2 separate regions of the Homo sapiens genome follow, and region 1 is linked to region 2. The links are chromatin loops, found by intact Hi-C in ENCODE. Cell type or tissue: dorsolateral prefrontal cortex. All regions are shown on one strand. Links, peaks and the distances in the headings refer to the core of each region. The heading gives the core; the rest is flanking DNA. Region 1 overlaps CAMTA1 (calmodulin binding transcription activator 1). Region 2 has its middle 39 kb from the start of TNFRSF9.

Region 1 (12,154 bases), core at 4,808-7,307, 150 kb before region 2:
CCTGGGGGCTGACTCCAGGCAGCCCCTGAACTCCTAAAATTAAGCAGTAAAGCTTTTTCTGTGTGCATTTTTGGTGGGAAGGGGACCCATGGCTTTCTACAGATTCTCAAAGTAGTCTCTAACCACTCCCAAAAAAGTGTTAAAAGCCATTAATCATTGATCCAAAAGTAAAGTAGTTGGGGTTATCTTAGGAAAGATAGTTGAGATCTGGCAAGACAAACAGTACAATGCCTAATTTGTTAAATACTTTAAAAGGGAATATATTTTTAGTCTGCTTAACATTCCAATATCATAGTTTTATTTAGAAGCAAGGATAGTCTAAGGTTTATTCTATAAATTCATTTTTCCTCATTTATAATTAATTATCAATATTTTTTGGTAAACCTGGGATCTCAACTCTGAGAAGGTGCATTAAATGAGTAGTAATAAAAAGCTGACATTTCTGGTAGTTAATCATTACTGATTTTTTTTCTCCTTACTTTACCCTTAAGGGCCGACCCTTGCGGGAACAGCAAGAAGTAGCTGCTGCTGTTATTCAGCGTTGTTACAGAAAATATAAACAGGTAAACCTCAGTTTTGCACCACAGAAGGAAACTGTGCCCCACCCAAGGCCACTGAAGATCCTGGTTTGGCTAAAGAGCACTACATCTAGTACCTCATTACAGAGACTTAATTTGTTTTTTGGTTGTTTTTTTTTTTTTATTTTTTTTTTGAAACGGAGTCTGGCTGTGTCGCCCAGGCTGGAGTGCAGTGGCATGATCTGGGCTCACTGCAACCTCCACCTCCCAGGTTCAAGCGATTCTCCTGCCTCAGCCTCCCGAGTAGCTGGGACTACAGGCGTGTGCTACCATGCCCAGCTGATTTTTCTAGTTTTAGTAGAGTCGGGGTTTCACCATGTTGCCAGGCTGGTCTTGAACTCCTGACCTCAAGTGATCTGCCCGCCTTGGCCTCCCAAAGTGCTGGGATTACAAGCATGAGCCGCAGCGCCCGGCCAGAGACTTAATTTGAACTGCCATGATAAAACAAACAAACAAACAAACAAACAAACAAACAAAAACAGGGGAAGCCACACATGATGGCGTGTGCCTGTAATCCCAGCTCCTCAAGAGGCTGAGGCCGGAGGATCTTCTTGAACCCAGGTGTTGATGTCCAGCTTGGACCTCGTCTCAAAAAAAAACCAGAGGAAAACAAAATAAAACCATCTGCAATTAGACTTGTACCGCAAAAGGGTTTTTGTCCAAATTTTTGATCTTTTAGTAATATTACCTACCTGAGATACTGGTCTGATCCTAACACCAGTATCTTTGCAGTGAGGATCCGTGGTCCAATACTTTGATAAACTCCCTAGTAATTAGAGAACTGTAGGGAATCCAGGGTGTGATACCGTGATTGGAGAAAGTAAATGCTGGCTATTTATTACCTTTGAGTTTGAATTATATAAGGTATTTAATCTTTGGCCATTTTCCTTTCAGCTTCTTATCCATTTTAAAATGAAGAATTGTTAAAATCTTTGAAAATCAGAAGAAGCTCAGAACATCTTAAACTGCTTTTGTGCACCTTAGTTAAAGGTGCAAGAAGATTATCTAAGTACTCTTTCATGCAGTATTTCTGTTTGCAAACCACCTTGTAGGGTTATGTAACTAGTCAGATGGGAAAGGGAAGTCATATTTTTGGGGCAGCTAGTATGCACTAGATTTTTTAGGTGCCCCATCTCATTTCCTTTTTACAATTATTTGAAGTAAGCAGTATTTATTTCCAGTTTACAGATGAAGAAGCTGAAGCTCAGAGAAATTACATGAATATTAGGCCTTTCTCATTATCAAGGTGGTTATAAAATATTAAAAATTGCCTAATGGAGTTTTGACTGGTTCACACGATAAAATTCAGGCCTGTCAGTAGATTCGAGAACCTTTTATCAGATTGTGCTTTAGGTAGTTATAAATTTTTATTTAAGGAATAATAAATTCTAATATGTGTAATGGTCACATAGAAATTAGGGATTCTATCACCTTGTCATAATCCAGGACTTGCCTCAATTTCTGATATGGGTTGCCGTTTCCTCAAGCTTCTCTAGGATTAAGCCCTATTAATGGGGGTGGGGGGACGTCTTTGGCTTCGAGCCAGTTGAGTTCATGATCCCAGAAAAGGAAGGTTTATTGTGCAAACGCTGACACCACAGTGCCTGTAGCTCTATAGCAGGGAGCCGCACTGGCTTCTGTTTGGTGAGCAGGCTTCCTGGGAGCACAAGTGATACACAGAATGAAGGTTTCAAGTCTGTGATTACAACAGGTATTGATTCCAAAATATGAGTTTGGTTTTTTAAAAAAAAAAACCCTCCCCAGAAACTGTCATCTACAGCTAGGAAGACAGAAGGCATTATTTTTGGAAAGAGTAACAACTATAAAACAAATATTTTGGAAGATGGAAGGCATTAATATAGCCAGGTTGCCTTTTTTTTTTTTCTTGGTTGGGAGTTTTATTGATTCTGGTTTTTAATTTCATTATATTCAGCAATGTAACATTAATCTTGTATTTTCTGTTTTTCCCCCAAGCTGACATGGATAGCCTTGAAGGTAATGATACACCCAAGCCCTCTCACAAACCATTCCACCAGAGTCACAAACTTCACACCCATCACCAGCTACAGGGAGGGCCATTAAGATGGCACAGTCATGGAGTAAACATATCCCCCTTGCCAGGCCACCTAAGCACAGTTCCTCTGTCGTCTGGGGACCACGTGGTTATTCAGCTGGAGTGGGTTTCGACATTAATAACTGGACATTTTTTGGCTGGTGTTAATCCATCTAAGCCAGTTCCTGTGAGCCCTGTGGCCACTAAGTAAATACCCTTTTTCCCAAAGCGCTTCACTGTGGCCCGATGGGTCTGAGTGTGTAGTGTGCACAGGTGGAGACGATGGAAACCACAGGGGCTCTGTAGTCTGCAGCATTCTTGTCTTCAAAGACTTTCAGACCAGTGAAAAGGTAAAGCAGGTCAGATAAGACCAAAGAAGGTTCTTGCAGAAGGGTCCTGGTTCTTGGACAATTCTGAGAAGTCAGTTTCCCTCCCTCATTTCACCTCCTCATACATCCAGAGATACAGTTAGGCAGATACAGGGATTTTCTGGGGAATATTTTTCCTTGCGACGGTAAGTTGCCGTCTTATAAGCAAAGGGCTTCATTGCAACTTCTCATCCCCAGAGTCATACTCTGTTTGATTAGAAATTTGGACGTAGCATTTTAAGACCATGGAGAGCTCTGTATTTTTAGTGCCTAGAGACTGATGTTGAGAATTCACCCTGGGCCTTCGTCCCTCACTTCTGTAGCTCTGCAGCGGGCTGCGTGGAGGACTCCTGGCACTGCCTCCTGGGTCGTCCGCAGCTCTGTGACAGCCGTCCAGGTTTCACGGCTTCACCACCGTGTTGGTCTTACGAGTGTTCATCTTTTACAGGTTAAAATGGCTTAAAGGTGTCAGCGTTTCATGATAAGCCTTGTATTTGGGACCTTGCAACTCAGTCAGAAACTTGTCGTGTGGAATGATAGTTAAAAATCAGAGGCTGAATGCTAAGTAGATTTGTGTATGGTGGGAATTGGAAGGCATAAAAAAATTATGTTAGTGTTTCAAAACTGGATAGAAAATATTAATCCGAAGCATTTAAAATTTTACTGTCGAAATCTGTTTTTAGATTCATAAACGTCTAAGGGTATTGCTATTAAAATTTTTCTCCAAGAAGGGCAAGATATTTTGATATTTTAGGGAAAAAATATATGTCTGAAGGCAACCCTTAAAGTAATATTTTACATTTTGGAAAGGTAGGTGTAAAGATTCCTCATTTGCCTCTTTTGTGATTAAACCCCGGACAGAGAATGTGATAATAGAGGGGAAAAGCATTTTCTCTTCTTCCCTTCCCGGTAAGCTCGAAGGACGCTGAGCCCGTGCAGCCCCTGTTGTTACTGTGTCGCTTGTTCTTGTTTCCCCTGCAGTACGCACTTTATAAAAAGATGACACAGGCTGCCATCCTTATCCAGAGCAAATTCCGAAGTTACTATGAACAAAAAAAATTCCAGCAGAGCCGACGGGCTGCTGTGCTCATCCAAAAGTACTACCGAAGTTATAAGAAATGTGGCAAAAGACGGCAGGCTCGCCGGACGGCTGTGATTGTACAACAGAAACTCAGGTGGGTGGAGAAGAGCTCATGGAGGTAAAGCTCCCTAGGGAAGAGAACTCTGACTTCTTTGAAAGACTTGTCCTGGGCTGACATTGGAGTCTGGGGTGGGCCTAAAGCATTGGCAGTCACTGTGTTCCAGAACGTTTTAGGCATGGTGGCTGATAAGTACACCTGTGCTGAGTCTGGTTTTGAATATTTAGCTCTTTCTCTCCACCTCCCACCCAATTATTTTGATATTGCCACCCAATTTTACCTTATATCAGAATTTGGCAGCACCAGTTTCTACTCAGAAAGTTACCACTCAATTATAGTAGTTTAACCCATTTCCTGTTTAGGAAAAAAAAAAAAAAGTACAGCCCGCTGCCAGCACTCATGTAATTTTACATAAACATGCTCTTTGAGGCTGAAGGAAATCTGATTTTCAATGTGAAAATAAAATATGAAAACTATTCTTGGAGTTATTTCTAAACAGAACTTGTTCCTAATCCTAATGTAACTGAAACGTATATGATGCTACATTCCGATTAGAGACAAGGCTATTCTTGACACAAATGGGAAATGAGTGAAATTGTAGAATTACTGCATGTGAGACCTTGGGAGAGTAATTAGGGTTAAGCTGTTCCATTTTAGAGACTGTAATAAAAATGTTGAGCCAAGTAAAATATATTGATCAGTACATTTACAAAATAGCCCAAAGAGTGTATCAACTCCGGTGAATCACCTTGTAAACTAAGAAAGCCTCTCTAATGCCAGAATGCCTTTTGTGGCAAAATGAGCTTATAATGAATTGTGGAAGAATATTTAAGTGACATTTTATTTTCAGTCTTTGTATAGTCTGTCTTGAAGCTGAGAGCGCCTATACACACCCTCCTTTCTCCTCTAGTGATGCCCGGACTCGATACTATGGGAACAGCATACGCACTCATCCCCCTTCAGATTGTATACATCTTTAACATATGCTGTTGGCTTTGCTACACGAACTGCTTAATTCAGAGTCCTCTGTCACTGCTGACCAGTTTTCCATATTGGGCTTTACTGTAACCTTCTTGTGACAATAATATTCTGACTTTTTCAGGAGCAGTTTGCTAACCAAAAAGCAGGATCAAGCTGCTCGAAAAATAATGAGGTTTCTTCGCCGCTGTCGCCACAGGTACACTAGTCCTTGTTTATACATTCTGCTCAGGGAGAATGATGAAGCAACCCTGACCTTCTTAACCCTCACTAACTCCTATGTAAAGCTAATCCCCCTGCAGATAATCAGGGCAGACGTCCCAAATTACAATAGGGCGGTAGAGCTCTTTAACTAGGGATCAGGTTGCTACCCTTGGAGTGCTGGTAACCATGTCAGACGATGCTGTTTGAACAATGGAGATTCATGCCCGTGTTTTTCTGTTTTAATTTGGGTGTGAGGTCAACTTAGTCGGACTAGCTTTTAATTCTAAGTTTCTCTTTAACCTGTGATTGATATGCCACATTGCAGTATGTTCTTTGCTCTAATCCTTTACTATGCTAGCGCGTGTCCAAACAGAAAACAGTTTCTAGTCTCAAGGAAGGGAAAGAAAACCACGAATTCCAAACAAGTTTTCTGATGTAGAATTTCCACCAGATAGCTGGTGCCCTCTGCTGGTCATGTAATCGCCAACATGCTCTATTATTAAACTATCAATTAAAGCCGGTCCGTGATGAGGAACAGGAGAGATCACTGGAATGCAGCTGTTCAGGAAAAGAAAGACATCTGAGACTCTGGGCACATCTTCAATTAGTAGGAAATGGGGTCCTGTGACCCCAGCATTCTGTGGGATGCAGCATCTTCTCATGGAGCTAAGCCAGAGGAATTTCTCTTTGTTCCTCAAATTTGAGATTTCTTTATGAAGACTAGCGTCTCTACTTAGATTTCAGAGGGCTGGTGAAAGTGGTTTGTGTTCTTTATCCAGGTGAATATTCCAGTCTGACGTCTGTAACTGCGGCCATCCGAGCTGGGTGTAGACCACCTTCTGTGTGGTTGGGTTGTTGCTCTGTGTGTCAGGAGCTGTGCAGTTTATAATACCAAACATTAAAGCAGACTCTCTAATGTCTTACTTCCTCTTCCTATTTAATTATACCAAAAGTCCTAGTATTCATATTTAATTGGATTCCTTGGATGTTTCATTTTGCTTTAGTTTTTCTTACTCCTATACCATATGATTGCCGGCTTTGAAAATATCTTGCCTTTAAGACTTAATAGGTTTAATGGGTTATTTGTACTTTTACTTAAATTAACAGAAGAATTTATTTTTGTGACCATAGAAGGAAACATGCACAGCCACTGCATTAACATCATAAAAACTTAAAAAACGGCATTCACTAAGATAGATGGTTTTCCCCAGCTATGATGCCATGCAGAAGCTAATGTTCACTCGCCCTGTGCCTCAGCAACATTTACTTTCCACCATGCAAGGATGGGAGATTTTTCACCATGATAGCTAATGAGTAACATACCAGTGTCAGTACTCTGAAACAGGAAGTCCTGTTAGGAAATGCATCCCCAAAACGGGTATGGCTCTAAGATCATGAAATTAATTCTGCAAGCCTTACCAAAGGCAGCCTCTTTCCTTTATTATTCAATCATACCTTTTACTTAGCAGGGACTTAGGACCAAAGAGAGTAGCTGATTTTCTTTATATGGTGAACAGATCAAGGACTCACCTGGGCCCTTTTCCTTACATTCTCCAATACGTTCATAGTTCCTTCCTCCCTTTTCCTCTTCGACCTGCAAAATGAAAAACCTGAGCAAGATCCTATCCAGCACTGAAACCAATAGACTTTGGCCACTTTGAGCAGAATCACATCTTCTTTCATGACACTGTGGTTAATACTTTCCAGATAGATTTTGTTTTCAAGAAAATTACCTTAACACCACTCTTCTTTAGGCCACTTCAGACAAACCAGAATGTCTGCAAGTTAAGTCGTGCTAGACTTTTTCCTCCTTTCTTCTAGTCTGATCCTCAAACTTTGAATGAATGTGTGGGTAACGTGGGAGCAAAATTGCATAAAGTCCTACACTCATCTCCCTTTTGTTTTTGCCAAAGCTGTGTCCCGTGTTTACTTTGGGAGAGTTAAGAGAATGAGATATTTAAACAAAACATAAATTCATGAAAGGTTGCCCCCACAAAGTAAGCTGAACAAAGGAGTCCTTTCACTTTTGTTTTTAGAGTTCTCTTTCTGTAAACTGGTAGAGGAAAATTTCATGAAGATTTTTGCCTTAAGTATAAATTTTAACTGTTAATAACCTTATAAGATGGATAACAAGAAGGTTCATTATGAAGAGAACATCAGATACGGGCTCTGGATTCCTGTGCATTAATTGGAATGAAATAAAAAATGTTATTGGCTCTTTACTTGACCATTTACAGTTTAGATGTTAGAAAAATAGGCAAATTTTAATAGCCTCTGTAATAAGATCAGTATTCACTTCCCATTTCTATATATTCAATTAATATGTTCAATCTTGAAGAAATCCTAAAAATCTATCCTGGAAGTTTGTTTTAAACTGATATTTTCTTTAGGATGTGTGTAATCCTATTTTCATTCTGGGTTGAGTTATTTAATGTTATTTTAAAAGAAACTATTCATGTCTGTTGTCCTTAGAAGCATTAAAATCTTATTAAGATAGAAAACCTTGGCCAGGTGCGGTGGCTCACGCCTGTAATCTCAGTACTTTGGGAGGCCGAGGCAGGCAGATCACTTGAGGTCAGGAGTTTGAGACCAGCCTGGCCGACATGGTGAAACCCTGTCTCTACTAAAGATACAAAAAATTAGCTGGGCGTGGTGGTACGCACCTGTAATCCCAGCTACTTGGGAGGCTGGGGCAGGAGAATCTCTTGAACCTGGGAAGCGGAGGCTGCAGTGAGCCAAGATTGCACCATTGCTCTCCAGCCTGGGCGACAGGGAGAGACTCCGTCTCAAAAAAAAAAAAAAAAAAAAAAAAAAGGAAAACCTCATATGACACCCTCTCAAAAAGGTAGGTAGATAGTAGCTTCAGGAATCAGTCAGAAGTATCCCATTTCTAAGTCATATGACCCCAATTTTTTAAGACTTAAATTGATGAATTTTTTTACCTACTCATTTCACGTACCCCACCATCACTCTCCTTTTCTTTCTTTCCAAAAAAGAAACCATGTTATATTCTTTTTTGTTGAAATAAAGCTATTTGTAAGATTTCTGTTGTGACCCTCATGTGCTAATAGCTCTCTGGTGTTGTTTTACTGTCTAAAGCCCCCTGGTGGACCATAGGCTGTACAAAAGGGTGAGTTTAGCTGCCTGCTAGCCAGTTTCTCTTCTCTTCCATTTTCAGTATTTTGCTTTTTGCTTGCTTGCATGAGGCTGCAGCCTAGGTATGCCAGTAAGTTTCACATCCATTTTGAATGAATTAAAATCAAGTAAAAACTAACCCTAATTACTAACACTGCTATTTTATATGACAGGAGAACAGTCACATACATTAGATGTACAAATGCATGAGTGAGTAGAAGGGAGGGCCGTTCCAAACCACTGCAGGGCATGCCGAGGATGCGGTGGAGGAAGCCTCAGGACGAAAACAGGGCTGGCAGGCCACGTACACGGCCAAATAACGCTGCGTTATACGAAAACATTCAGCCAGTGGCTTTTTGTGATTAAGATAATTTGCCACATGAAATTTTCTCAACGATTGCTTTGTCAAAATTTCTAAAGCAAGGAGGCTCACTAGGAGGTCGTACTAGGGTTTTTTTTTTTTAATGAATCTATTTCTTACTGAGAATGACTGTTTCCCTATACCCTGCTCCTGTGCCTGCATTTTCTAAATCTCTCCCTCCCTGGTGCTGTGAGGTAAGTCACTGTACAAGGCTGCCCTTTCAGAACAAACCCAGGACGTTCATTATAAAATAGCGAACTGGCCTTCCAGCACTTGATGGGAATGCTGAATAATGAAAATGTGGTGTGAAATGTCTCGAATATTTATATTTTACATAACAAGAGCAGGGATTCCAATAGGCTTTGAATTTTAGAGAAATTACAATGAGTAATTTTAGTTCCTGAGATTTTAGAATATGATGCTAGTTTGTAAGCAGGGCAAAAGGCAACAGTCTCCCAGAAGCAACTATAATGTGTTTGAATTATAATAAAAGATTTAGTGTCCGAAAACCATTTTTTCAAAGCCAGGAATAGGCCAGGTACGATGGCTCATGCCTATAATCCCAGTGCTTTGGGAGGCTGAGGTGGGAGGAGTGCTTGAGCCCAGGAGTTCAGTGCCAGCCTGGGCAACATAGGGAGACTCCATCTCTACAAAAGATAAAAAATTAACCAGGCGTGGTAGGGCATGCCTGTGGTCCCAGCTACTCCGGAGACTGAGGTGGGAGGATCATGTAAGCCTGGGAGGTTGAGGCTGCAGTGAGCTGTGAACATGCCACTGCACTCCAGCCTGAGCAACAGAGCGAGACCCTGTCTCAAACAAAACAAAACAAAACAAAACAAAAAACGCCAGGAATAGAATTCATCAAAATTTAATTAATTTAAATGAATTTAGATTAATTTGACAACCTGTTTCTTATATATAATCTTAAGAGAAAAAATGAGTTGAAATTATAACATGGGAATTTTCTCTATCAACTCAACTATATTCAATGCCCCCTCTTCTTAACCTTACACTAATACTTTATTTAGTCATCTTTAAGATTTCTGAGAAAAGGTCATAGTTCAAAAAATCTTAAAACTGCTAATGTTTCTGGAGATATTATTTCCCATCTAACTAGACTTATGTTGGTGCTAATCTTTATTTATTATATTTTAACCCAGAAGTTGGCAAATGTTTTTCTGAAAGGCCAGATAGTAAATACCTTAAGCTTTGTGGGCTGTATGGTCTGTCCCAACTACTCAGTTCTTTTAATGTAGCAGGAAAGCAGCCACAGACAACACATAAATGAATGGCTATGGCTGTGTTCTAATACAACTTTATTTATACAAATAGATACTGGACTAGATTTTGGCCCACAGGTTGTAGTATGCCAACTTGATGATAGAAGAATTTAGTTTTTATAAGTTCTTCTTAATAATGACCTTAACCCTAGATTTAAAAGCTTTAAAAGGGCCGGCCATGGTGGCTCATGCCTGTAATCCCAACACTTTGGGAGGCCGAGGCAGCCGGATCACTTGAGGTCAGGAGTTCGAGACCAGCCTGGCCAACGTGGTCAAACCGTGTCTCTACTAAAAATACAAAAATTAGCTGGCCATGGTGGCGTGTGCAGGAGAATCTGTTGAACCCGGGAGGCAGAGGTTGCAGTGAGCCAAGATTGTGCCACTGCACTCCAGCCTGGGCGACAGAGCAAGACTCTGTCTCAAAAGAAAAAAAAGAGAAAAGCCTAAAAAGCCTTAAAATTTTAAAGATTTAAAGGCTCATTTATTTAAAACTATAAATAATTGCTAAAGGAAAAATTTGTTTTTTGGGGGAAAAAAGCAGCTATACTCTTACGTAAACTTAACTAATTAATCCTCTCTAGACTTAAGGAATTGTTCTCAATTAAAATATTTCAGGTCCCTTGTGATAGAGCTGGCTCGGAGACGTTTTTTTTGAAATGTAAGAAAAAAAGAGGACAAAAATCTCCATTTCTCCCTCTATTCCCTCTCACCCTCTGCATATATATAGATAATCTTTCTTTCCATTTTAAAAAACCTCCAAGAGAATAGATGCATGCCCTAGTGTTCAGTTCAACTACAACTTGTAGTATCATGCATGTTATATGCAATTAATATCACCTGCTGCAAGGACAACATTTTTACGGGAGGTGGTTGCTTATGCGTTTTTGAAACTTGTTAGTTTCTGGTATGTTAATGACCGTTTTTAAGAGCACATTTTCAGAAGGTGCTTTTCAATGCAAACCAGAATCCCAACCTCAATTTCTTTAATGCCTGCTGCATTCTATTGTGAACTCCTAAAACTCCTACTCATGCATGGAAAGTTGGAATCTCATGACACCCCTTATGCCTCACGACATCTATGCAAGTTTGAGAGATAGGGGCTGAGAAGGTTCCTTCTATCCTGGTGATATTTAGCTAACTCTGTGAACCAAGGAATAGCGTATATATGGCTTTGTATGATTGCCAATAAGATCTTCTCTCCCTCGTTCTTCCATCGGAGAAGTCACAGTGGCACTCCCTCTAACAATCCCCAAGTTGAAATTAGTCTTGGGAGGCAGAGCATTCTCTGAGGAAGATTTATAGTCGTGGAAATTATGTTAAGATAAAATACTTATTTTTGGGCCGGGCGCGGTGGCTTACGCCTGTAATCCCAGCACTTTGGGAGGCCGAGGCGGGCGGATCACGAGGTCAGGAGATCGAGACCATCCTGGCTAACATGGTGAAACCCCGTCTCTACTGAAAATACAAAAAATTAGCCGGTTGCGGTGGCGGGCGCCTGTAGTCCCAGCTACTCGGGAGGCTGAGGCAGGAGAATGGTGTGAATCCGGGAGGCGGAGCTTGCAGTGAGCCGAGATAGCGCCACTGCAGTCCGGCCTGGGCAAAAGAGCGAGACTCTGTCTCAAAAAAAAAAAAAAAAAAAAAGATAATATACTTATTTTGTTAATTTGTAAAGTATTCCATATTTAAAACATGGTTTATACATTGAAAAATAATATTTTCCCAGCTACTGGAGGCTGAGGTGGGAGGATTGCTTGAGCCCAGAAGGTCGAGGCTACAGTGTGTCATGATAGTGCCACTGTACTCCAGCCTGCACAACAGAGTGAGACCCTGTCCCAGAAAAGAAAAGAAAAGAAAAGAAAAATAATATCTGGAAACTTACAGAATTAAATTTTATGGGACAGTATTTGTTAAACACTAATACTGACCCAAACTCCTACGTCAGTGGAGCAGGGGGAGATCTAAAAAGGCAGAATTAAGACACGACAGACAAATTCCAGCAGCAGAGCAATCAGAAAATACCACTTGTGTCTTGAAATGTTTAGTCTTTGCTTGGGGAAG
Region 2 (12,154 bases), core at 5,910-8,409:
CTGTGCTTAGTGCAGGAGAAAATTCTCAGGACTGAAAATCTCAGTAAAAGGAAGATGAGGAGTGCAGGCTTGTTTTAAAATCAGTAAATTGTCAATTATTAATTGACAGATAACTACCATCTGACGTGATGGAAACTGAAAAATCCTCCTTCAAAATAAGAGCCAAACAAGAGCTTGAATTGCCCAATCTCAACTTTTTACTCAAAAATCGCTAAAGTTCATTCAGGAATTTCATTTTGTAACTGAAATAAAAGAGTTGGATATGCTTCATGGGATCTGTGTATATTGAAAAAGCAGTTTTATGAATTATTGATAAAACTCTATTTGAGTGATTTTCACTTCCAAATTACATGAGGTTTCTGCTTCTACATTTTCTTAGTCCCGGCATATTTGAGGATATGCGTCAAGCCATTATGGTACAAAGTCTGGGTTCTCTCCATTTTCCAAGCCAGTGCTGGATATGCTAAACCCTAGATGCAACATGCACCTTTATATCAGTACTTGAGATAAATGACAGTCTGTGTTTCTGTCATCAGACAAGATAACAGAAGTAAAGGGAGCAAATGCCACATCTCCCTTTCAAATGAAAATGCTCCTGAAAATGCTTCCCAAGGAAAATATTATCAGTGTAGAGTAGAATTGTTTTCTAGGTGTTATTTGAACTTCAATATCTCAGTTAAGCTCAAAAACTGTGTTTTCATTTTTTCTGTAATTAGATACTTGAGTTCTCAAAAGTGATATTGCAGATAAGTGGGGAAGGGATGTTTATCCATGAAAAAAAAAAAAAGTGTCCCTACCTCACACCAAACATAAAAATCAGTTCTAGATGGATTAATTAAGACAGAGGTTAAAACTTCATCAAATTAAACCTAAACCCAGATGGCTTTACAGGTGATTTCTACCAAACATTCATGTAACTGAGCATTAATCTTATAATATTGAAGTATAAATTATAGGCTTTGAATACAATTTTAATATTTGTGTGTGTATGTGTGTGTTGTTCTTAGTGGAAAATGAAATGTTCCTGAGGAAGTCTTTAAGAAGTTTTAAAATGTTATTCCATATAGGTTTAGAAAAATAAATTATTTTATTATGTAAAAATTTTTATAATATAGTCACTGTAATATCTGATAAGATTTTCTGTGCCAGATGCTAGACTTTTTTCAATTTTTCTTTGACAATTAGGTTCATCAGAACCTGTATATTGAAAAAGAAGCTTTTTTTTTTTAAGACAGAGTCCCGCTCTGTCTCCCAGTCTGGAGTGCAGTGGTGCAATCTCAGCTCACTGCAACTTCCACCTCCCAGGTTCAAGCAATTCTCCTGCCTCAGCCTCCCCAGTAGCTGGGACTACAGGTGCGTGCCCCCATGCCTGGCTAATTTTTGTATTCTTTTAGTAGAGATGGGGTTTCACCATGTTGGCCAGGCTGGTCCTGAACTCCTGACCTCAGGGGATCCACCCACCTTGGCCTCCCAAATTGCTGGGATTACAGGCATGAGCCACTGTGCCTGGCTGAAAAAAAAAAGCTTTATAAATTATGTATAAAATTATATTTGAGTCATTTTCACTTCCAAATTACATGAGATTTCTGTTTCTACATTTTCTTTGTCTTGGCATATTTGATGATGTGCATTGAGTCATTATATAGCTTCTAAGAATCTGTTTACTTTTTACTATGTTAACAATGAGTTCTTGGGGATATTCCTGTTTGAAAATCACTGTACGTGTAGTAAATCTATTTCTGGGATCTCCATTCCCATTCCATTGGTCAACTTCTTTTTCCTTCTGCTGATACCACACTTTGTAAATTACTACATCTTTTAATGCTTGTTTATCTGGTAGGGAAAGTCCCTGTATCCTATTCTTGTTTAGGAATGACTGGGCTATTCTTCACCCTTTGCTTGTTTATATAAATTTTAAAGATTTTAGAGTCATATTGTCAAGTTCCTTGAAAATCCCTGTTGAGACATTTATTGAAACTGTACTGACTCTATAAATCAATTTGGAGAGAAAGATATCTTTACAATATGGAGGCTTTCTATCCATGAACATATTATGTCTCTCCATTTTTTAGGTCTTCTTTAATGTCTTTCATTAATGTTTCATAATTTTTTTTTGAGACAGAGTTATGCTCAGCCTGTTGCCCAGGCTGGAGTGCAATGGTGCGATCTTGGCTCACCACAACCTCCACCGCCCAGGTTCAAGCAATTCTCTTGCCTCAACCTCCTGAGTAGCTGGGATTACAGGCACCCGCCACCACGCCCGGCTAATTTTTGTATTTTTAGTAGAGATGGGGTTTCACCATGTTGGCCAGGCTGGTCTCGAACTGCTGACCTCAGGTGATGCACCCACCTCAGCCTCCCAAAGTGCTGGGATTACAGGCATTAGCCACCGTGCCCGACCATGTTTCATAATCTTTATATATGTCGCATCCTTCTTTTGGTAGAGCATTCCTAGGTACCTTCTGGTTTTGTTGTTACTATGCATTGTTGCTAATAGGTTACAAGTCAACTGATTAATGTACATTAATATTATGACCAACCATCTTGATAAACTTCTCTTGTTATTTCTAGTATTCTACAGATTTAGGGTTGTCCATGTATACAACCATGCCATCTGCAAATAAGAATGGTTTTGTTTCTTCCTTTGGAATCTTCAAAATTTAAATTTCTTTTTTCTTGTCATAAGTTACTGTCTAGAAACCCCAATACATGTAAAATATAAGTGGCGATTGTTTTGTCCAAACCTGTGGCTGGAGTTACCCCCAAAAGTGGAGGCAGGGGAATTCCCAAAAAGGAGTACCGCAAGCTGTCCTGAGATCAGGCCAGTTAAATTTACAAAGAAAAAAAGCACTAAATGCCAGCCTGGAAAAAAGCATTTATTAGGGGAACTTATATACCGAGAACTGCAGAGTACCCTCAAGATGGACAGAGAGAGAAGGGGTGCTCTGACCAGGTATCTCACAGCAAGGGGGCTCAGAATATAGAGTTTTGTTTTTTGTTTTTTTTTTGAGACGGAGTCTCACTCTGTCGCCCAGGCTGGAGTGCAGTGGCGCGATCTCGGCTCACTGCAAGCTCTGCCTCCCAGGTTCATGCCATTCTCCTGCCTCAGCCTCCCGAGTAGCTGAGACTACAGGTGCCTGCCACTACGCCCGGCTAATTTTTTTGTATTTTTTAGTAGAGACGGGGTTTCACTGTGTTAGCCAGGATGGCCTCGATCTCCTGACCTCGTGATCCACCCACCTCGGCCTCCCAGAATATAGAGTTATATGAAGGTTTGGTCCAGAGCTAGGGACAGTTTTTTTCAAGTAAACCTAGATACTTTCATCAGTGCCTGGAAATGTTCAAGGCCCTGATTTGGGTTCAAGCCTGTTGGACAAAACCTATACAGTTGGCTGGGTTACTGTATTAGTCCATTCTCACACTGCTATAAAGAAATGCCTGAGACTGGGTAATTTATAAAGAAAAGAGGTTGAATTGGCTCGAGGTTCCATAGGCTGTACAGGAAGCATGGCTGGGGAGGCCCTGGGAAACTTACAATCATGACAGAAGGTGAAGGGGAAACAGGCACATCTTACATGGCCAAAACAGGAGGAAGAGAGAGAGGAGGGAGGTGCCACACACTTTTTAACAACCAGATCTTGTGAAACCTCATTGACTATAATGAGAACAGCATCCGCCCCATGACCCAATCACCTCCCACCAGGCCTCATCTCCAACATTGGGGATTACAATTAGACAAGAGATTTGCTGAAGACACAGATTCAAACCATATCAGAGAGCAGTCAAGGCAATCTGATTTTCGGTAAGGACACAGAAAGAAAACAGAGGCCTGAGGGACCCTACAGCGATCGTGACCATCTTTATCCTGTTTCAGCTCATAAGTAAAACACTTTCAACATTTTCTCATTAAGAATAATGTTTACTTTGAGTCGATGCAGTTAGGTGTTTTAAAAAAATAAAATAATAATGTTTACTAATTTTTTTCTTTAGATATCCCTTATCAGTTAAGGAAGTTCTTATCTAGTCCTTTTTATTTTTTGAGACAAGGTCTCACTCTGATGCCCAGGCTGGAGTGCAGTGGCGTGATCATGACTCACTGCAGCCTCAACCTTCCCAGGCTCAGGTGATCCTCACACCTCAGCCTCCTGAGTAGCTGGGACTACAGGCACGAACCACTGCACCTGTCTTTATGATCTTTTTTAAACACTGTTAGATTTTGTTTGTGAACTATATTAACGTAAGAAGTTATCCCACAATTTAGTGTCTTGAAACAGCAAGCATTTGTTATAACATGTTTTCTCAGGAGTCCAGGAGTGGCTGAGCTATGTAGTTCTGGCTCAGGGTCTCTCAGGAAGTTGTGGTCAATGTGTTGGTCAGAGCTGAAGTCATCTGGAAGCTTCACGAGGGAAAGACCTGCTTCCAGGCTCACTGTGTGACTGTCAACATGTAGGCCTCTCAGATACAGCAATTGGCTTCCTCCAGAGACAGCAATCGCAGAGAGAGCGAGAGTGTACCCAACCCGGAAGCCACAGACTTTTTATAACCTGGAATCATCAGATGCAAGTCACTCCATGCTCAAGTGGAGGAAAGCTTAGCTCCACTTCCTGAATGTAGAAATATCAAATGAATGGCCAGGCACAATGGCTCACACCTGTAATTCCAGCACTTTGGGAGGCCAAGGCAGGAGAGGATCACTTGAGCTCAGGAGTTCAAGACCAGCCTGGGCAACATAGTGAAACCTCTTCTCTATAAATAATTTAAAAATTAGCCAGGCACAGTGGTGCATGCCTGTATTGCCAGCTACTCAGGAGGCTGAGGTGAGAGGATCACCCGAGCCTGGGAGGTGGAAGCTGCAGTGAGCCTTGATTGTACCACCACACTTGGCCTGGCGACAGAGCCAGAACTTGTCTCCAAAAAAAGAAAGAAGGAAAGAAGGAAGGAAGGAAGGAAGCGAGCAAGGTAGGTTAAATAATGTGTGGGCATGAAACACCACATTAATATTTTGTTTTGGCCAGGTGTGGTGGCTCACGCCTGTAATCTCAATACTTTGGGAGGCCAAGCCAGGTGGATTACCTGAGGTCAGGAGTTCGAGACTGGCCTGGCCAACATGGCAAAAACCCCATCTCTACTAAAAATACAAAAATTAGCCAGGCACAGTGGTGGCTGGCGCCTGTAATCCCAGCTACTCAGGAGGCTGAGGCAGAAGAATTGCTTGAACCAGGGAAGTGGAGGTTGCAATGAGCTCAGATCATGCTACTGCACTCCAACCTGGGCTACAGAGTGAGATTCCATCTCCAAAAAAAAAAAATTGTTTCATGTTTTTGCCTCTTTTTCTTTTACTGTCCTTGCCTGGTTTTAGTATCAAGGTTACACTGGCCTCACAGAATACCTAGGAGAAGATAAACCACTTTCTTCTATTCTCTGGAAGAGTTTTTATAAAATAGGAATGATCCACTCCATGAAAGTTTAAGAGAACTTACCTGGAAAGTCATCCAGGTCTAAGTTTAATTTGACAAAGATTTTTACTTCTGTTTCAATTTCCCTAATCATTTTATGACTATCCATACATTTTCTTTCTTCTTAAGTCAGTTTTGGTAAGTTACGTTTTTTCTAGGGAATTGGTCATTTTGTCTGAGTTTTCAAATGTATTGGCAAAAACCCGTTCATAGTAGTCTGTTATCGCATGGTAAGCTTTCATTCTACATAGATTAAGTAATGGAGCTTGGATGTGAAGCAGGCTATTGGAAGACTACTGCAGTAATCCAGGCCAGAAATAACACAGGCATGAATTAGGACAGTGAGAGTAGGATGTGAAGAATGGATTGGATTCTAGAAATACACACTGGGATTTGTTGTTTCATTAAATGTGGGTGGTGAAAGAGAGGAAAGAGTCAAAAGGTACTAATCTGATGTCTGCCTTGGAGAGGAGGTGGAAGGAGCTGCTTTATGGAGGAAAATGTTAGCATTTACTGTAAAGGTTTCCATTCATTGAGGTGTTCTATGGATCAGGCACTGTGCTACTTGCTTTATATGTATACATGTATATGCTATATACATATGTATGTATGTAAATATATACATACAGCTGCTATATACTTGGATGTGTATATATATTCATCTATGTGTGTGTGTGTGTGTGTGTGTGTATATATATATTTATATTCTCATTTAATCCTCACAAAAAGCCTGTAAGGTAGGTGCTATTGTCTTCATTTTACAAATGAGGAAACGGACTTCGTGTGAGGAAATGGACTTCGTGGAGGAGATGGTTCAATCCAGTGCCACCAAAACAAAAACCCTCGGCCAGTTTGGAACATCCTGGGTTTGAGATGCCTGTGAGGATCCACACAGACTGGCCCAGCAGATCACGGAACGTGTGAGGTCTGTAGGGAAAAGCATTTGAGAAAGAAGGAACAGCAAACTCCAATGTCCTAAGCCAGAGAAAAGTTTAGTGGATTCAAGGAGCAGAAGGAAATCCAGCGACCCTAGAGGGAGTGGGTGCGAGGGAGAGGGTGATGGATGAGGTGGGAGAGAATGACCGGGGTGGCTGAGAGCAGGGCTGGACTCAGCGCTGGTAACACCAGGCTGGGAGGGAAGCTTTGGGGCTCTGTGGCTCTGGGTAGGGAGGACTGCGGAGGGTGGCAATTCCCCACCAGCTCCTACAACAGGGTCTGGGATCAGACACAGCCTTTGGGCTCCAGGCTATCTCTGCCCCCGGGTGAGGGTTATACAGACCTGACTCCTTCAGGGAGAGTTTTGTCCTGATGGGACCACCCTGCTTTTTTGTATGGAAGTTAGAAATTATCTTCTCTCTGGGCTCTGGGCAGATTGCCTGTCTCCTCAACAGGGAAGGGGTGATTCTCTGGGGGAAAGCGGGAAGTCGGGGAAGTTCTGACAATGTAGTCATTTTGGTAAAGACTCTGAAAATCATTCCCATTCACATCACAGGGGCCTAAAGATGGCCTGGGTCGTCAGTGCGGCTTTTTCTATACTTCCACTCCCCATACATTTTCTTTCTTTTGGCGACTTGCACATCATTGTTGGACTATTAAGTTATGGGGGAAGGGCGTCCCTACTAAGGAGCCTCCTAATTCTTTTTGTTGTTGTTAATCTAATTTTTTATAGGGACGGGGGTCTCGCTATGTTGGCCAGGCTGGTCTTGAACTCCTGACCTCACGTGATCTTCCCACCTCGGCCTCCCAAAGTGCTGAAGAAGTGAGCCAGCTTCCCCGGCCAGCGCCTCCTATTTCCTTCCCTTTAATTAGGCGGCACGTTAGCCTTTAACAGAGGCGGGCCACTGGCGGCGTGGTTTCAGGTAAGTCGCTGAACCTCTTTAGCCATCTCCTTCCCATCCCTGAAGAAGAGGCCTAAATTAGAGAATGCGGGGTTCCTTCCGCGCTCAGAGCCTTCCCTTTGATCCCGAGGGAGGCCTGCGCGCTGGTGGTGTCTACTGCCCTCTTGTGGTAGAGCGTTTTTTGTTCTCCAGTTTACTGTCTGGCTTTTCTCCCTCCCTCCCTCCTTCCCTCTTCCCCTCCTTCCCCTCCTCCCCTCCTTCCCCTCCTTCTCCTGCTTCCCCTCCTTCCCCTCCTTCTCCTGCTTCCCCTCCTTCCCCTCCTTCTCCTGCTTCCCCTCCTTCCCCTCCTTCTCCTGCTTCCCCTCCTTCTCCTGCTTCCCCTCCTTCCCCTCCTTCTCCTGCTTCCCCTCCTTCTCCTGCTTCCCCTCCTTCCCCTCCTTCTCCTGCTTCCCCTCCTTCCCCTCCTTCTCCTGCTTCCCCTCCTTCTCCTGCTTCCCCTCCTTCCCCTCCTTCTCCTGCTTCCCCTCCTTCCCCTCCTTCTCCTGCTTCCCCTCCTTCTCCTGCTTCCCCTCCTTCCCCTCCTTCCTTTTTTTAATTATTAATTAATTAATTAATTTATTTATTTATGAGACAATCTCGCTCTGTCGCCTAGGCTGCAGTGCAATGGCGCAATCTCAGCTCACTGCAACCTCCCTTTCCCGGGTTCAAGCCATTTTCTTGCCCCAACCTCCGGAGTAGTAGCTGGGATTACAAGTTCCCGCCACCATCCCTGGCTAATTTTTGTATTTTTGGTAGAAACAGGGTTTCACCATGTCGGCCAGGCTGGTCTCGAACTCCTGGACTCAAGCGATCCTCCCACGTCGGCCTCTCAAAGTGCTGGGATTACAGGCATGAGCACCACGTCCGGCCTATTGTCTAATTTTTAAATTCCTAAGGAAATCCAAAAGATTGGGGGTTGCAGGAGTAGAAGCTTGCACAGGAGTGTCACATAGCTACATTTAAGTGTCAGGCTTAGCAATAGCAAGAGAAGGGAGGGAGGGAAGAAATGAAGAGCCACAGCCCCTTCAGAATGTGAGAGCTTTCATCTTTCCCATGAAAATAAACTGATACTTTGTTTTTACTTAACCAGTACTTCAAATTTGGATTTCAAAAACGAACTTCATGTGTTTTATTACCCGTCTGATGTACCTTCCACACAAGGGTTAGGCGAAAGAAGTTTGTTGCCCATAACTGCTAAAGTTAGAATTTTAGGGTTTTGTGATTTTAGAAATTTAGATCTTAGAATAATTTTTTAAAAATAAATTTATCTTACAATATTTTTTCATTGATTTAATTATAACCTAATTTTGGGGGAGTTCTAATATAAATTTTTATCTTATACCTGGCTTTTAAGGAATGTGTCTAATGAAAAGTAAAGATGGCCGAGCACATTATTGGCACTTTGGGAGGCCCAAGGCGGAAGGATAGCTTGAGCCCAAGAGTTTGAGTCCAGCCTGGGCAACACAATGGGACCAGGTCTCTACAAAAAATAAAAAAAAAAAAAAATAATAAGCTGGGCATGGTGGCGCATGCCTGTAGTCTCAGCTATTTGGGAGGCTGAGGTGGGAGAATCTCTTGAGCCTGGGAGGTTGAGGCTGCAATAAGCTATGATTGTGCCACTGCACTCCAACTTGGGTGACAGAGCAAGACTCCATCTCGTAAAAAAAAAAACAACAAAAAAAGTAAAGACGTGTAGTCAATTTGTTTTTACTTTGATTTTAGAATATATTCTGATTATTGCTGTTTATTACTTAAATAGTTACGTGTTATGCAATATTTATGTGTTATTAAGACATGGAAAAGGGGCTGGGAGCAGTGGCTCACGCCTATAATCCCAGCACTTTGGGAGGATGAGGCAGGCAGATCACCTGAGGTCATGAGTTCAAGACCAGCCTGGCCAACATGGTGAAACCCTGTCTCTACTAAAAATATAAAAATTAGCCGGGCGTGGTGGTGGCGCCTGTAAACCCAGCTAATTGGAAGACTGAGGCAGGAGAATCGCTTGAACCCGGGAGGCAGAGGTTAGAGTAAGCCTAGATCGTGCCACTGGACTCCAGCTTGGGTGACAGAGTGAGACTCTGTCTCAAAAAAAAAAAAAAAAAAAAAAGCCCACATAGAAAGGGGACTTAAAGGATAATTTAGTGAATACATGCATATCCACTGCCCAGCTTAGAAAATAAACATTGCCAACACAGCTAAATACCTCTGCGATGGTTAATTTCACCTGTCACCTTGGCTAGGCTATAGTACACAGTTTTTGGTCAAACATCAATCCAGATGTTGCTGTGAGGGTATCTTTTTTTTATGTGTGATTAACATTTCTTTTTTCTTTTTTTTTTTTTTGAGACAGAGTTCGCTCTTGTTGCCCAGGCTGGAGTGTAATGGCGCGATCTTGGCTCACTGTACCCTCCACCTCCCAGGTTCAAGCAATTCTCCTGCCTCAGCCTCCTGCGAGTAGCTGGGATTACAGGCATATGTCACCACGCCCGTCTAATTTTGTATTTTTAGTAGACACGGGGTTTCTCCATGTTGGTCAGGCTGGTCTTGAACTCCCGACCTCAGGTGATGCCCCTGCCTCGGCCTCCCAAAGTGCTGGGATTATAGGCGTGACGCCGTGCCAGGCCGTAATTAACATGTATTAGGTTGGTGCAAAAGTAATTGCGGTTTTTGCCATTAAAACTGTGGCAAAAACTGCAATTACTTTTGCACCGGCCTAATAAATCAGTAAACTTTGAATAAAGCAGATGGCCCTCCACAGTGCAGGTAGGCCTCTTCCAATATGTTGAAGGCCTCAAGAGAAAAAGACTGCAGTGTTCCAAGGAAGAGGGGAATTCTGCTTCTAGATGGCCTCCAGGCTTAATACTGCAACATCAGCTCTTCCCTGGATGAAATGAACATCTTTCTTCAGTATTTAAGGACAAGTTGTATTTCTTCCTTGGTGAATTGTTTCTTATTTTCTGGTGGTTTCAAGGTCAGCAGGAATGTAGGGTTTGTTGAGGTTGGGCTGACGGTTTCCTAGGGAAAGGTGGGTGATTGGTTTTACATTTAGCTCTCTTCTTGGACATTTCGTAGTGATGAAGTGGGGCAGTGTCTTGCCGGGTGAGGGGTGTCTGGGGGGCTTGTCTTGCTGGGCACACGGGGGCCTGAAGGGCTCCTTCACAGCCAGTGGGTGGGTGGGGGTCGGGAACACACGGAATTCTTTCCAGGTGAGCATCTTGTTTTGAGGAACCAACTGCTGCTGTAATATAATGTTGCCTTTCAGTCTTGAGGCTTTCACTTGGCCAGCAAGTACTTCTTTCAACACCCATAGAATTGCATGAGGTGCATGGGGTTCTTAATAGGGGCAGCTCCTGTTTTCATAAAATTTGTGAAGAAGCATTTCATGATAAGTGGAGTAAATTATACTAAATATTGAAATGGGAATCAATTTTTCTAAACATTCCTTTCCATGTTCCTGCAAAGATGCTGGTTTCACTTGCATTTGAATCAAGGCACACACCTTTCCTTCGTCCATACAGCCAGAGCCTCTGCCACAGGAACTGGTGAACGTCTTAACTGTTTATCTCACTTTATAGCACAGCAAGAAAGAAAGAAAGAAAAGAAAGAAAGGAAGAAAGAAAGAAAGAAAAAGAGAAAGAAAGAAAGAAAGAAAGAAAGAAAGAAAGAAAGAAAGAAAGAAAGAAAGAAAGAAAAGAGGGAGGGAGGGAGGGGAAACTTCTAAGATCATTCCAGATTTTTTTTCTTGACTTTACTCCCTACTACCCCCTTGAAATTCATACTTGCACACAGAAACTCTTCAAACTTCCTGTCTTGAGTACAGGCTGGACAGAAAACTATAGAGAGATATCAGCACCATGAATGCCAATATCAACACCAGTACTAACCCAACACCAACAGTGAGAACACCAATATGGATGCCGGTACCAACCCAACAGCAACACCACGAACACGGGCAGTAGGAGGAAGGTCCAGGATGCGAATTCAAAATATTGAACACCAGTTAACTTAGCCAAAGAGTCTCTAGTGAAGCTGTGATCAAGGAGAGTATGTGCCTGGTATCTATAAACATCCCATCATTGCAATCAGAGAGACACATACGATCATTATTAGCCTTTGCCACTGAAGCTAAAATAATTATTGAAAGAGTATGGGCTGCACGCAGTGGCTCACGCCTGTAATCCCAGCACTTTGGGAGACCAAGGGGGGAGGATCACCTGAGGTTGGGAGTTTGAGGTTGGGAGCCTGGGCAACATAGTAAGACCCCATCTCTACCAAAAATACAAAAAAATTAGCCAGGTGTGGTGGTGCGCGCTTGTAATCCCCGCTACTTCAGAGGCTGAGGCGAGAGAATTGCTTGAACCTGGGAGGTGGAGACTGCAATGAGCTGAGATCGTGTCACTGCACTCCAGCCTGGGTGACGAGAGACTGTCTCAAAACAAAAACAAAAAATTGTGAGTGGTTGATCTTATAAACTAGTAGATTTAAAAAGTGAAAGAGTGTGAGTGGAAGCAGTCTGACTGTCCTTAGGTGTCAAGAAATCAGGTTATGCCAGGTACAATGACTCAGGCCTGCAATCCCAGCACTTTGGGAGGCTGAGGCGGGAGGATTTCTGAACACAAGGAGTTTGAGAGCAGCAGGGCATCATAGCAAGACTTCATCTTTACAAAAAAATTTAAACATTTTTTTAAATTTAAAAAAATTTAAAAATTAGAAGTCGTAGCTACTCAGGAGGCTGAAGTAGGAACCCAGGAGTTCAAGGCTGCAGTGAGCTATGATCACACCACTGCACTCCAGCCTAAGCAACAGAGCCAGACCATGTCT

What was found. Hi-C counts contacts between places; a loop is a spot of excess contacts. Peaks named below come from ENCODE experiments on the same cell type or tissue, not always from the same donor. Only the 100,000 strongest peaks of a DNase experiment are listed, where the experiment ranks them.
Region 1: it touches region 2 in a loop (4-fold over the local background); 19 of 110 quality-filtered maps call a loop at or near these places.

Annotation. Positions count from the first base shown.
Region 1 is chr1:7,747,219-7,759,372 of GRCh38, forward strand. CAMTA1 (calmodulin binding transcription activator 1) reads left to right here. Exons shown (of 23, transcript NM_015215.4): 19 at 492-563; 20 at 3,981-4,174; 21 at 5,241-5,315; 22 at 8,420-8,450. Among named protein-coding and RNA genes, the nearest start is that of VAMP3, 18 kb to the right of the region's middle. In dorsolateral prefrontal cortex, for the core only: a CTCF peak has its summit at 5,784 (motif pointing left); a DNase peak (open chromatin) is centred at 5,793; H3K4me3 peaks cover 1,043 bases; H3K27ac peaks cover 2,276 bases.
Region 2 is chr1:7,895,486-7,907,639 of GRCh38, forward strand. It overlaps a transcript of UTS2 not described here. Among named protein-coding and RNA genes, the nearest start is that of TNFRSF9, 39 kb to the right of the region's middle. In dorsolateral prefrontal cortex, for the core only: a CTCF peak has its summit at 7,423 (motif pointing left); a DNase peak (open chromatin) is centred at 7,426; H3K4me3 peaks cover 346 bases.